Regions from separate parts of the Mus musculus genome. Here region 2 is linked to region 1. The links are chromatin loops, found by intact Hi-C in ENCODE. Cell type or tissue: heart. All regions are shown on one strand.

Region 1 (2,500 bases):
GTAGAGCCGGGGGGAGAGCAGCCGAGAAGACAAATCGCGGCTTCTTCTTCGTCCTCCTCCTCCTTCTCCCACATAGAAACACTCACACAAACACCCGGCCGGGGGCCCCGAGCTACCGGGGGGGCATCGCCGCGGGCCCGGGAACCAATCCTCCTGGCGGCGGGGGCGTCCCTCCCTGGCGGCTTTGCTGGTGTCGGGTGAGTCGGTACCGACGGAGGGAGGGAGGGACGGGAGGGCGGGCGGGGGGGAAGGAGCCCAGTGTGTGTGTGTGTGTGTGTGTATGTGTGTGTGTGTGTGTGTATGTGTGTGTGTATGTGTGTGTGTGTCTCTCTCTCTCGTTCCGTCTCTCCCTCTCAGAACAAAATGCCGACCGGAAGTGCAGCTGCAGGAATGACTCCCTCCGCCGGCGCCAAACACTAACAACCACCCCCTCTTCCCTACTCCACTTCCGCCGCCGCCACCGCCGCCGCCGCCACTCGGGCTCGCAGCTCTGCCTCAGCGCGCCGGCTCCCGCGGGCTCCGGAGGCGCGGCGGCGGCGGCGACAGCGGCGGAGGCAGCGGGAGCAGCAGCGGCGGTTCTGCTCCGTGCCCTTGTCCTGTGCAACGGACGGCCGTGGATGCTGCCCGTGGGGTCGCTTCTGCAAGACGGCGTCTACGCCGTTGCTCGGGTGACCGGCTTGATTTTTTTTTTTTTTTTTTCCTTTTGGTCCCCCTCGAGGCGACAGCAGCCGGGCGCTGGTCCGCTGTGGTGGCGTGAGGCCGGGATCTCCCTCTTCTCAGGCGCTCCGGGCCTCATAGCCCCCCACCCTCAATCCCGGAGAAGGCGGCCAGCCGAGGCCGCGCTGCTCTCCCTGACTGGCCGGCCCCGGGCCCCGGGGGGAAGCCGAGCTCCCGCTGCCGGCGGGTTGGATGCCGACCTTTCAAACGCTGTTCCCGCAGCCGTGATGGATGGATCGTCCCGGGAGCGGCCGGATCCTATGTCTGTCTGGGTTATTTTCTGCGAAGAACACAGTCCTCGGAGGTGAAGACTCCCAGCCTGGCTGAGTTGGAATCGTGATCGTGGTGGTGGTGGTGCATTAATTTCTGGAAATACGAGAGGGCTGCTGGACTTGCCTCTTTTTTTTTTTTTTTTTTTTTTTTTTTTCCTTTTTGGCGGTGGTTTTGATTGCCTCCCTGGTAGTCGGGATAAGGCCTGTAGGCGACGCTGTGCAAGCAAGGAGCCGGTCGCTCTGGCGCTGCGATCTAGGTGTGGGTGGAGCCCAGGCCATCCTGACGCCGGGCACCGGAGCCCCGGCACCGGCGCACTTCAAAACATCGTTTTCCTCTGTATGTTGAAAACTCAGAGGCTCTGGACAAGGCTGGAGTACAAAATGTGAATACGAATACAGTACCGTACCCGATGGTAGTGTCTTACTGTAAAACCGGAGGGCATTTCATCGCCACACAGTTTTCTGTTTGCTTGCTTGTTTGTTTGTTTGTTTTTGTATAAATTGTAAGGGGGCTAATTCTTCAGGTAAAAAGTGCCAGTAGGTAAGCACATTTTACTCAGGAGGAACCATATTATATTTTTTTAAATAAAATAAGTTGTCAGCGTTAATCGTTTGCTTGTCTATGCACTGATGTATAGGACAGCTCGCCTACAGGTTATTCTTTTGCTTTAGAAGTCACTGGGGGTGAGGTGTTAAAGATTTTGTCATTTCTGCACTCCTGACACTAGATGACTATCGCGACCAGAGGGAGTAAGTCAGGGCGGTGACTTCGGCCCAAGGAGTCCTGCAAGTGGGGGAAAAGGTCCGGGCTTGATATCCGTGCAAATAGAACTAAGCCTCGCCATGCTTCTGCCGTCCCCTTCCCCAGAGTGCCCCTGGGACTTGGCGGCGCCCTCGTCATCAGGGTTTTGCCCCATGTCACCCTGGTGCCTCCAGCACTTCTGTTTACCTTCCATGTTGGCGGCGTCGTTCTCATTTTTTCCTCCGGGCTTTCTATCTCGTCTGGCTCTTTTTCCCCAGTAGCCTTCAGGGCTTCAGGAAATGAAGTTTAACTTTCCTTCGCAGGTGTTCTGCATAGCGCGCTGTGGATGGCTCAGTCACTCCCCTCCCTCACTTCTGAACTCTACCCTTTACTATGAGTTTATCAATACCTAACAGAACTTTTATGAAAGACGGTGAAAACTGGAAAAATGTTTAGATGGAACCGAGATAAGGTTATTAGAGGTCAGGAGAAAGCTCTCTTCTAGACATTCGAAAGCTCATAAAGATGATTGCTTTTAGGTTTCTCTAGATGGCATGGCAGAGGCCTGGACATTTGTTGATCACGTGGCCTTGCCCCTAGTGGGCTAATTCATATTACTCTAGTGACTCACAAAAATGCATTCTTAATCCTGTCTGCCCCCCCCCCCCCCCTTTCTTGCAAATACATGCAAGACTGACTGACTGACTGAACCGAAGTCTAAGAATTTGATTGGCTCGGCTCAGATACAGCAGCATTACTGGAAAAGTTC
Region 2 (2,500 bases), 340 kb before region 1:
CATAGCCCAGTCTGGCTTCCAACTACAGGTGCCTGCCTCTATGCCTGGACCTTGAGAGGCATTTACTTTGTCTCTGTAAAAGTGTAGTAATTTGGTATTCCCAACAGCAGGCACGATTCCTGACACAGTACATACTCGGTTTCCTAGAATCAGACCATCTGTTGAATGCATCCATTATTTAATATCCTTGTGCTCTGAGATGAGAACAGATGGATCAGATGAGTGTTCTCCCAAGGCAACAAGGGAGAAAGGTATACAGCAAGAACAAACACTTTTTTCTTCTTTTTCTTGAGACAGACTCTCAAGTTTACTACAAACTTGCCACACAGCCGAGGATGAACTTATCCTCCTGCCTCCACTTCCTAAATCCGCTGGCAGGACCCATCACACAGTATCTCCCTTCCCGCCTCTGTTTGTTTTGAGTTAGGAACACATTCCGTAGCACGCTATCTGGAACTCACCAAATGACACAGTAATCCTTTTGCCGAAACCATAGGACGCGTATTAACAGGCATGAGACACCGTCCAACGCTGACCTCCAACCAAAAAATTTCGCAAAGCCACAAAGCCAATGACCCAGACACGCACATGGGAAAATTCAATAAATTCTTTCTTGGGGGCCGGGGGGGGGGGTGGTGGTTGAGACAGTGTTTCTCTGTGTAGCCCTGTCTGTCCTGGAACTCACTCTGTAGACCAGGCTGGCCTCGAACTCAGAAATCCGCCTGCCTCTGCCTCCCAAGTGCTGGGATTAAAGGCGTGCACCACCACCGCCCAGCAATCCAATGAATTCTTAATTCACCCCCATTATTTGAAACGCTGTGAGTTTCTGGCTCACAGGTAAACTTTCTGGAACTAGCGATCAATTTCTAACTACTGTTAGAAGTTATCAGGGAACCACGGTAATGGATGTGTGCCACTCTTCAGCCGTCGCCACATTCCAAACTGGGGGTGGGGCTCAAAGCAAAGAATCAGCACGCGCGATGTCACCACCGCACAGGCGACCGCAAGGGGACATCAACCCCACTCCAGCACCCGAAGTTCCTCTTCCCTCTCCCCCCCGCCCCGCCCCCAGTCCCCTCCCCTCTCCCGTATCCTCTTCCCTTCTCCTCCTCCCTTCCCTAGGCCATCTCCAAATTCAACTCTAGTCTCCTCCCTCACGCCTTCGCCAATGTCCGACACTCAACTGCTTCCTCTTCCCGTCCCAGAAGCGGCGTCTTCCAGTGCCGGGGAGGACGAACCGGAAGTGCGTCATGACCTGGCGCCCAGTTATTCGTTTTCCGCGCGCGTTCCGAGGAGCGGTTTTGGGCTCTCTTCGTTTTTCTCACGGTTCTCCACGGGTTTGGAGTGTTTCTATAAGGCGGTGGCCACGATTGCCGACATGCCATCGGTGCTGGGCTCTATGATGGTGGCCTCTACGTCGGCCGCCGCCTCCCTGCAGGAAGCTTTGGAAAACGCGGGGAGGCTTATCGATCGACAGTTGCAAGAAGACCGCATGTACCCGGACCTTTCTGAGCTGCTCATGGTGTCGGCCCCAAGTGAGTGATCGGTCCACTGGACGCTCTGTTTCCCCACCATAGGATTCTAGTCCGATTCCCCTGTCTTCTTCTCTGTACGTTGGTGCCCTCGTGAACATTCAGAGATTAGGGCTTGGTTTCTTGAAAACACGACAAACAGCAACCGACTTTTAGCTTTTATTGCTTATTTCTTCTTGTCTACACTTTATTTACTGTAGATACTCGAGGAGGTAAGAGCAAACTCATTAAGTCCAAATGAGAAGAATCCTCTGATCCAGATTCCATTTCTGTGCATTTTTTGCTTCGATAATGCTCGCTCAGAAAAGCAAGCGAGTTAATTTGGAAATCTGCCGCGTTCTCTCAGAGTCATGTCATACGTGTAGAGTTAGTATATTTGTGAGTGCCGGGACTAACTAGGAAAGAAATATAGGGGTCAGAAGGCTAACTGACAGGGAGAGCAGAACTAAGTTTATCTGCCAACAGAGGAGATAATTTGGAAGAATTTGCCTTAACTTTTAAAACTTGTTACCAGCTAAAGGTTTGTGGAGTTGCATTAGTTGCTACAAAATGTTTCTTGTGAAATGAAAGTTGGAGAAAAACAGAAATGTAACATGCAGGTGAGACTTGGTGAGAAAAAAAAATGGGTGGGAGTAACTTAAACAGAATAATCAATCAAAAGTAGCCCAAAGCACATGAGCAATGACTTGTAAAAATCTATTAAGAGATTTTTATTTTTTTAACCAGAAATACTGACAGCAGCCAGATAGTGGTTGTCCATTCCTTTAATCTCAGCATTTGGGAGGCTGAGGCAGGCGGATCTCTGTGGGTTCCAGGCTAGGCTGGTCTATAGAGGGTGCTCCACAGCTGCCAAAGCTACACAGAAAAACCTTTAATCCCAGCACTTGGGAGGCAGAGGGAGACGGATTTCTGAGTTCGAGGACAGCCAGGGCTATACAGAGAAACCCTGGGGGGGGGTGGGGTCGTTG

The links. Peaks named below come from ENCODE experiments on the same cell type or tissue, not always from the same donor. Only the 100,000 strongest peaks of a DNase experiment are listed, where the experiment ranks them.
Region 2: a loop joins it to region 1, with 2.9 times the contacts of the local background. A loop is called at or near these places in 5 of 42 quality-filtered maps.

Annotation. Positions count from the first base shown.
Region 1 is chr15:8,444,267-8,446,766 of GRCm38, forward strand. Nipbl (NIPBL cohesin loading factor) reads right to left here and starts at 197. Exons shown (of 47, transcript NM_027707.3): 1 at 1-197. LOC102634078 reads left to right here. Exons shown (of 3, transcript XM_017316813.1): 3 at 1-1,597. The coding sequence ends at 1,025. In heart, CTCF peaks have their summits at 1,198 and 2,313; DNase peaks (open chromatin) are centred at 405, 885, 1,215, 1,845 and 1 weaker place; H3K4me3 peaks cover 2,500 bases; H3K27ac peaks cover 2,459 bases.
Region 2 is chr15:8,108,068-8,110,567 of GRCm38, forward strand. Nup155 (nucleoporin 155) reads left to right here and starts at 1,246. Exons shown (of 35, transcript NM_133227.3): 1 at 1,246-1,535. The coding sequence starts at 1,379. In heart, a CTCF peak has its summit at 992; a DNase peak (open chromatin) is centred at 1,184; H3K4me3 peaks cover 2,123 bases; H3K27ac peaks cover 1,659 bases.